2 separate regions of the Mus musculus genome follow, and region 2 is linked to region 1. The links are chromatin contacts, found by Hi-C or POLR2A ChIA-PET in ENCODE. All regions are on one chromosome and are shown on one strand. The core of a region is the stretch at or near the end of the contact, and the rest is flanking DNA. Distances in the headings are between cores, read along the strand shown.

Evidence for each region. Hi-C counts contacts between places; a loop is a spot of excess contacts on that map. ChIA-PET counts read pairs that join two places held with the same protein, here RNA polymerase II (POLR2A).
Region 2: a loop to region 1 is called in a map of heart, with 7 times the contacts of the local background. The contact joins the promoter of Fnta here to the promoter of Hgsnat in region 1. A Hi-C loop is called at or near these places in 3 of 37 maps with a recorded cell type or tissue (heart, left cerebral cortex and regulatory T cell). POLR2A ChIA-PET finds 5 or more read pairs at or near these places in 1 of 5 experiments (Patski).

Annotation. Positions count from the first base shown.
Region 1 is chr8:25,975,313-25,979,875 of GRCm38, forward strand. It overlaps Hgsnat (heparan-alpha-glucosaminide N-acetyltransferase), which reads right to left and starts at 1,432. Exons shown (of 18, transcript NM_029884.1): 1 at 1,213-1,432. The coding sequence starts at 1,399.
Region 2 is chr8:26,014,020-26,018,616 of GRCm38, forward strand. Fnta (farnesyltransferase, CAAX box, alpha) reads right to left here and starts at 1,591. Exons shown (of 9, transcript NM_008033.4): 1 at 1,362-1,591. The coding sequence starts at 1,561.

The sequences.
Region 1 (4,563 bases), core at 182-2,681:
GTTTGCTTGTTTATTTGTTTGATCTGTCATAATTTTCTTTTTCATTCCTCCTGTTAATTTTTTAAAATGTGTTTGGGTGCCTGGCCTGCATGTATGTATGTATGTATGTATGTATGTATGCATACCACATGAGTGCCTGGTACCCAAAGAAGCCAGAAGATGGCATCAGAACCCCTAGAACTTGAGTCATATGTGGTTGTGCCCTGACATGGGTAGGTGGTATCAAAGGGCAGCCAATTCTCTTAAGCTGGAGTCATCTATCCAGGCTACCTACCGTTCATTCTTGACAGTCTTCCTTTTCCAGTGAGAGTAACTCCCTGTGCAACTACTCTTCACCCTATACAACAGCATCCTTTCCTGGACAGAATGGCTGGATTTCTACTTCTTAGTCTTTAGTAGTATGTTTTACGCTTAGATTTGCCATGTGGGTTTTAGGCTCAGAAAGAGCTTGACATTGTTACTATATAATTTGGGAGCATGTAGAGTCCCTCAGGCCTAGCTGAACGTCAGAATTGCCCCCCCAGGAAGCTTCAAATAAGAGCAGCAGTGAAAAGTTCAAACACCCTGGCCAGACCCCAAACTCAGCAGGATTTTCTTTTAACTCTCTCCTCCCAAGGACGGGTTGTAATTGCAAATTGTAACTCACACCGTTCTTCGTGCTTTTTGCATTGTTTCAATGTCTTTTTTAAAGTTTGGAAGCTGAAGGGGTGTTCAACACAGGCACCACATTCCAATTTCTATACAGAAAAGGGGATGAGATGGATAGGAAAAAGGCAGGTGACATACCTTGCCAGGTGACAGGCCCTATCCCAAACAATGCATAAAGGTAAGGGGTGGGGGTTTGGGGTAGAAGTGGGTGTTCACTTGCCTCAGTCCTCGACCCAAACTATCCTCTCGATAGGAGTTTGTGAAATGGAGTTGCGGGACCCTATGAACCTTCAGACCTGAGTCAAGAGAAGTCCCAGAATTCCTATTTTTTCACCCTTCCCCCTGGTGAATTCGGAGACGGACAGAGCACCCAGCCCCAAGGTCCTTCAACTGAACCTGGGAAGCCAGACCCGGGTCGCGGCTCCTGCGACGCCGGCACTGCGGTCCACCCCAGCGTGGACCGGGCGCGACGCTCAAGTCCTGCGCCCCGCGGGCCGTGGGGAGGTCCGGGGCAGGCCCACGCACGGTCCCCGCTACCCCTAGCCGTGGGGGCCGCTCGCTCACCTGGCTCCGCCCGGCGGCCGGGGGCCAGCAGCGTGGCGCTCAGCACCGACCCGGCCAGCAGCAGCGCTGCCAGCGCCGGGCCCGCGCCCATGCCTCCCACAGCCTCTCTCCGGGAGTTGCGCTCTGTCCCCGCAGCCGAGCTGCGCTCTTCTGCCCGGCGCCTGCGCGAGCTCGACCCGCCCGTCATCGCCCGCTCCCGTGGCGTCACCGCTCCTGTCCCGCAGGGGATGGCGGGGAGAGGGCGGGGCCGCTCCCTCCTAGGCACGCCCCGCGGAAGCTTCCTAAGCCCCGCCCAGCTGGGAAAGCATGCGTCCAGCTAGTGTCCACCATAGGAGGGCAGCCAGGCTGTTTTCTACCCTCTGCACAGTGTTTCTGTCCCATCGGGAGAAAACCGCAAAAGAGTGGTCTTTGCTTTCCCAGTCATCCACTCCCTCACCATTCCCTGAACGTTCTAAATTCTTGCATCTTAGCCTTTCAACGTACAGATACGTGTTACTCACCTTCTAGGAGAGTCCTTAGTAAAAATGACTACAGAGCTTCCCCCTTACACGCACAAACTCTGGGCGTTCACTACCTAGAGTGAATGATACACCCCTTAAAAGGTCTCCTGTTTCTGGCCTTGCACAGGTTGCTGCCAGTCTGTGGAAGTTTAAGGTGTCCAGGGATGAGGACCTTATAAACCACACTGCTGTCTGTATTCCGGGAGAAACCATCACACGCGAAAGAGGGCAGGCATGATGTTTGTAATAAAATTGTAGTTGCAAAATCGTGTGGGCAATCTGAATGGCCGTCAACGAGACAGCATCGCGCCATGCAGCAGTGGAAATGAACAACAGATCTTCCCATTTCCACCTGTGAGAGGCTTCCATAGGATGATGAAGGGGAAACTGGTTGCACTTAGCTTTGTAATGAGTTTATTTACTTTTTTTGATGGACTCATTTACAAATTCAACTATGCAAAGAAACATACCAGCAACCTCATTTAAAGAATCACATTCTTTTGTTACTAAACACAACAGTGGTCAAAATTATAACGTATAGAATGGATCCCAAGATTTAATGGAAAAAAGAAAAAACAAAACAAAACACCCTGTGCTGAAAAGTTTCAGGTTCCAATGTCACTGAATCCAGTTCTGAACATGTTTCTTAATATTTCTTTGTAATGGATCCCCAGACTGGAGCACAACTGCCTTAGTGAAAGACCCATTCATGTTCTATAATCAGCATATAAAATGTAGCACCCACCAAAACTAAAACAAAGGCCTAAATCCATCAAAACCCATAGTTCTGGGAAAGTCTCTAAAGATAATAACCTTGGTTTTGGCTTTTGGCTAACTGTTCTTTTTAACTAGAGTATTGCAACACAGGGTATAGTGTTGTGCTAAAGAGTTCACCAGCTAATAAGGACTTCCTATTGGCTTAAACCCATATCCAAGTAGTCTTCTCTGGTGGACTCCCCCACAATATGTTAGAAATATGTTCTGGGTCACAAAGAAAGAGACCATCACTGCACCCGAAGTGTCTGGACAAGGCAAACTACTTTCCTCTCGATCAAGGGTGTGCTCTGTGTGTCACACTTAAACACAGCGAGATAGAAATGAATCTGGTTTTTATTATAGCTCAGGGAGTGGCTAGAGCCCGACTTCACAATCTTATCCATTTAGCTAGTCTGAAAAAGACTGGCCCACAGGAAATGAAGGAGGAAGAGGAAAGGTCTCGCTGTACTCAAGAAAAAAGAGTCACTGCTCCAGGCTGTTAAATTCCTAAAATAAGTGCAGTGGGCCTTTATGGAATCCAAAGGGTTTACTGGGTAGGGAGGATTAAAACATTCTCATAAAAGTCTTACAAGGTGGGGGAGATTAAATTTTTTTTTTAAATTCCCTGTCCTAAACATGTTTTGTATTGATAGAAAAGATTCATATTTGATATTTCTTACAAATGGAAAGATAAATGCTATATTCAAGCAATGATTAGGAGGGAGAGAGCAAAATGTCATGCCAGTGTCCTGGCGGGCTCCAACTGGCAGCGTCCTTGTTAGGCTGGGTAGTAAAGAGGTATACGGGTACACCCTGCATCATTCTAACATGCTTCATTTGAACTACTTGATAATTCTAGAGTCCCAATACAAAGGCAGTATGACTGATGTCAACCTGGAAGATCAAGGTGCCAAGTATTTGACAGAGGCTAACTGGTGCTAAGAGGCAAGGATTTGATGGGCCCAAAACTCCGGGCTGCTCCAGCACACGGTGAGTGTCTCTGCACTACTGCCTCTGGTGTTACAGCCTCAGACACAAGAAAGGCTTCTCTCAAGTGGATTCTTCTTGCTCACTGTGCAGAGCAGCCAACCAACCAGAGTTGTGGCTGCCTCCCCTCCGAAGAATCAAGAAGCAACTGAGAGCCTTTCAAGAGTGACCAAAGAAAGAAAGGACAGAGATGAGAAGACAGAACAGAGAATTTTAAACAGATAAAAAGTTTTAAGGAACCACAGGGAAAAAAAATCTGCAGACCCTGGATGCCAGCAAAGTCTAAGAAAGCATTGAGGATTTCAGTGAAATCCAAGAGTTCCAGTTCCCATGCTGAGAGCTTTCATACCAACCTCTGGAGGGGGTTGCTGGTAGGGTTAAGAGTGCTGTACCTGAGGATTGTATCACAGGAGGAGGAGGAGGAGGGAGGAGGAGAAGGAGCCTATGGCTGCCTCCTGCTGCTCCTCCATGCTGCCCAAACACTTGGGGGGAAATTAAAAGTGAGGTGATAGCATCGCTTGCCGAGCTCCCCCTGCCACAAGCTCTGCCCAGAGAGAAGAGAAGAGCTCTCAGCTTCTAGTGTGAAAGGAGGGAAGGTAGGTGGGTTACACAGCAGGGCTCAGGAGGCGGCTCCCAGTGAGGGACTGTAGGAAGGTGTGGCTGCTCACAAGTGTGGCCAGAGGATCACTGCATATCCACACTTGAATCTCACACTCGGTCAAGCAGTACTCAGACAAAAAAAAAAAAAAAAAAGAAAGAAAGAAAGAAAGATCAAATACTAAAATGGAAAAAAATTGCTAAGGAACCTTTGCAAATCCATGGAGTTTGTGATTACTATAGTAGGAATGATTAGATGTCTTTAATTACACTTACAGAGGAAAAAAATAGATATCAGAGGAAAATCAAAACTGATCTTAGAGAACTTGTAATCGTGTTAAAGCGTATGCACACTGAATTAGGTTTCATCGCTGTGGAGAGACCCTGTGACCACAGCAACTCTTAATAAAGGAAAAGGTTTAATCGGGACTGGCTGGCTTACAGTTTCAGAGGTTTAGTCCATTATCAACATGGTGGGAAGCATGGCAGCATCCAGGCAGGCATGGTGCAG
Region 2 (4,597 bases), core at 341-2,840, 39 kb after region 1:
AGCCTCCCCCATTTACTTAGTAAGATTCTGGAGTTAGTATTTTTTTTTTAAACATGCATTTTAGTAGGAACTAACCTTTTAAACTCAAATTAGGACTGGGGATGTATCTCAGGAGGTAGAACACAGGCGCAAAGTCCTACATGTGATACTTCAACACTCCCCCCAAAGTCCAAGGAAGCATTATGAGTTATTGTCACTACAGAGGGACTTGTTAGGCAGAGGGAGGGCCTGGCATGTGGAGATGCCTGCCTAGCATGAGGGAGAGAAGGCTCTGGAATCTGACAGTTGCCTAAGCCAGAATATTAGCTTTACAACTTCCTGTGTGAAGTCATTAATCTGCCTGGATGTTGGTTTCTTCATTTATAAGATGAAGATAATGTTACCAGTCAACTTTGGAAGGCAACTTTGAGAAGGAATAATTTTGAGTACTTAAAACCTGCATAGCATACTGTATGCATGCTAACAATCCAGGGAACAGTCTCAAAACAACAGTATGACTGCAACAACTGGCACTTCTGGAGACTTCCATGAACTGCTCAGTGTGGCCAGCCTTGACTTACATTCTTTTCTTCTTCTCTATACTAATCAGTTACTGACAGCAGACATTTGTGGTACGCAGTTAACCTTGAAATTGCATCCCTTATGTAAGAATATGGGGAAAAGAATGACCTGCTAATTTTATATATATATATATATATACATATGTATGTATATATGTATATATATATATCCTATAGTTTGGAGAGAGGCACGGCAAACACGGTCATTTAGTTCTTCGGAAATCAGCCATCCGAAGAACATAATTCATAAATCAGAGGAAAGTTCTGAAGCTATGGGACCCCACAACCAATCTCAAGTCATCCAACTGCAGAAACCTCTATAATGCCTTTCACTCATTCCTGAAAGCCTGGCAAATGAGTCACCTAAAGGGTTTAGGTAGAACTACAAAAAACAGTAAGTACTTTTTGACAAGGAACTAGGGGACATGGAAAGGAAGACAGAAGGGATGTGCACAGTGGCCAAGATGAAGGAAAGGCAGGAAAGTTCTCTCCAGGCAGCAGAAGGCACGCAAAGGCCCGACAGTGTTTGTAAAGAGCAGATCTGGCCGCTTAAGTGACATTATCCCATAGCGAGCTGTCAAAAGGGCGCCTTTCGGATGATGCACGGCTCTCAGCAGGGCAGCACTGCGGGACCACGGAAGTGTCACCGCACCCTAGCTTCAGAAGAGCGCCGCCGCAGCCTGCGGCCACCCGGGGCTGCGCGGCGCGGACTCGGAGGGCGCCCCCGTCCGCCGAGCTGCGTCGTCGTCGCTCGCACTCAGCCCCGGGCCTCTGGCGCCGCGGCCCGCAGGAGGGCGTTACCTGTACAAGACATAGGTGGGCGAGTCCAGGCTCAGAAACCCGTCGTCCATAGGGGACGCCGCCGCTTCCCCGGCCTCAGCCGCCATCTCTTCTTCCTGCGGCTGCTGTGCTGGCGGCGGCGGAGGCGGGGGCGGCGGCTGCTCCGGCTGTCCCGGCTCGCCGCCTGCCGCAGATTCCCCGACCCCCTCGGTGGCCGCCATCTCGCCTCCGTCCGCAGCAGAGGTGGTGGTGGAGGCCCCGCCCCCTCCGCGGCCCGCCCCGCCCCCGGCGAGGCCCACTTCCGGTTCCTCGGGTCCTACCATAGAGGCGTGGGGTAGAGGGCCCGGCCCGGAGGCCTGGCCTGAATACCTACTGTCCTCGCTGCTGTGTTTCCAGGGCCCCCTTCCCGAATGCAGGTTTTCAGAGGCCTTTAGGTGCTAATTGGCAAGCAGTGTTATTAGTTGTTGTTTCCTTTGTTGGGTAACTTTTCTGTTTCCTTGCTTTTGTTTCTTTTTCAACGCTTAGGATGGAACCGGAAGACTTGCACATGCTAGGCATGTGCTCTACCACTGAGTTACATCTCCAGTCCCCAGCGGCCCCCTTCTTTTGGACCATCTTAGGAGTGTGAAGAATTGCAAACGGTGCACAGCCAGCCACCTCTTTCCCCCCTCAGGCTTCCACTTTAACCTTAAAAGGGTCTTTACATTCTTTCACACTTTACATGTTTTTCAGTGCTAGGCGTTTATATAATCCTATAATAAAATAGCAGCATTTTATTAATCCGGGGGGTGTCTTTGGAATTAAATTTGGATCTGTGCAGAACTCCTTTCTAAATATAGAGAATAGATATATTCAATTAACAAATATTTACTATACAATAGGCACCAGGTTCATTCGCAGCAGCGCAAAGACCATAGTGTCTGGTCACCATATATTCTAGGGAAGGTTCTTAAATCAGAACCGATTGAGGCAAAGTGGGAATAAAAGAGACAAATGTCTTTATAAGCATACTGTCCTTTAATTAGAAAAAAATCCAAGGATGGTCATGGGCCTTGGAGGTTTTATAGGGTAGAAAAGGGACTTTTGGGATTCCAACAGAGGTCGGTATGTGATCTTAGCTGAAGTTTCCCCACATCCTAATAGCCCACAGGTGTTATCAGTCAAACCAACTTTTCTGTGCTGAGTTTCTCAGTGCAGCTGTGCTAGTGATCAAACCCAGGATTTAGAAATGCTAGTATTGGCTGGGCAGTGGTGGCACATGCCTGTAATCCCAGCACTTAGGCAGAGGGGCAGAGGCAGAGGCGCAGAGGCAGAGGCAGAGGGGCAGAGGCAGAGGGGCAGAGGCAGAGGGGCAGAGGCAGAGGCAGAGGCAGAGGGGCAGAGGCAGAGGCAGAGGGGCAGAGGCAGAGGCAGGTGGATATATTATTTACTCATTACCTTGTGGTTTGTGTGTGTGTGTGTGTGTGAGAGAGAGAGAGAGAGAGAGAGAGAGAGAGAGAGAGAGAGAGAGAGAGAGAGAGAGAGAGAGAGAGAGAGAGAGAGAGAGAGAGAGAGAGAGAGAGACTGAGACTTACCTGCCAGAAGGGAGCCCACCTTTGGGGGAACTTAAAAGAAATTCCCTTTGTTCTCTGGATTCTCCCTTAAGACCTTCCATAGGTTGGGAACTAGGGTGGAATGGATTTGTATTTTCCAGTGCAGATGAAAGTTCTGTTTATTCGAAATGTATTCGGTAAGTGTCCACAACAAAGGAGCTCTTCCCCTCACTCAGTCCGTATCTAACAGGATCCAGCAGGCACACAGGAGTCCGAGGGAGAGGGGTCTCAGCAGCCGGGACTCTGAGATGACTAGGGGGAGGCTATCCTGTCCTGACTGCATTTTACTTTGCTTAGACAGTTCTCAGCCCCCTACCCTCCTCCCTCTAATGGTCACATCTGCCTTGACAATATGTTTGGGATTTCTATGGCCTAGATGTATCAGTCAAAGTAATTAGTAAACTGAAATAACTAGAAATGTCAAAAATAATTGACATGTTATATCTAAAATAATTACTATGCTCTGCCAGGAATAAATGTTTTAAGATCACACTGACTCCCATCTAACGTTGATGTAAACTAGTCTTTGCGGTTTCTGTCTTTAAGAGCCCTCTAACCCTAGCATGAGCACCAAGAGATTTCAGAGGCATAAGCCTGCTCTTGGTCTGACATCAATAAAAAGGACTTAAAACTTGTAAGTGGCTTACTCGGCATGATTGTTAAGAAGTATCTTTCATAGATCACTGCAGTTTGGATGAGAATGGCCTCCAGAGGCTCATGTTTGAATGCTTCCTCCCCAGTTGGTGGAGCTGTTTGGGAAGGATTAGGAGGTCTGGCCTTGTTGGAGTAGGTGCGGCTTTGTTGGAGGTATGTCACTGGTGATGGGCACTGAAATTTCAAAAATCTCACACCAGGCCCAATGAGATGGTTTGAATGAAAATGTACCCCCATAGTCTCATTAGGAAGTGTGACCTTGTTGGAAGTATGCCACTTGGGGGTGGGCTTTGAGATTTCAAAGTGTCTCTCTCTTCCTGCTGCCTTCCTGCACTCTCAGCTACTCTCCAGGACCATGTTTGCCTGCACACGCTGTGGCGATAATGGACTAAATCTCTGAACTGTAAGCCAGCCCCAAATAAATGTATTACTTTTAAAGAGTTGTCTTGGTCATGGTGTTTCTTCACAGCAGTGACGTTGACGAAGACACCCAGTCTTGAGTGTTCTCTCTCTCCCTGCGACTTGAAGATAGTTGTGACCTTTAAGCAGCTGGTCCAGCACCATTTTGCCTGCCAGTATCCTTCCTGTCATGATGTTCATGGACTGACACTGTTAGCAAGTTCTCAATTAAATGCTTCCTTTTATTTGTAGGAGTTGCCTTGGTTTTGGTGTTTCATCATGGCATTGTTGTAAGACCATGTATTTACTATTTTGGTGGCTCTCAAGGCATTATCTCAGAGAGTTGCTAAGAAGGACAATTTTTTCATTTTGATAGACTAGAGAGTGGCTCCAAAGGTGACTTTGAAGGGACTACAATATACTAAAATCAGGAGATATGACATTTTTATACAGTAAGTGGGGTTTCTGGAAGTTCTAGAAAATTACAGGTTTACAGCTGGGAATGGAGAAAAGCTATGTATATTTAAGTTTTAAGCATGCCTGTGGCCATTTTTACATTCTTATTGGCACTCTCTCTATAAAATGTTTTCTTTTTGTTGGCAAATTTTACCA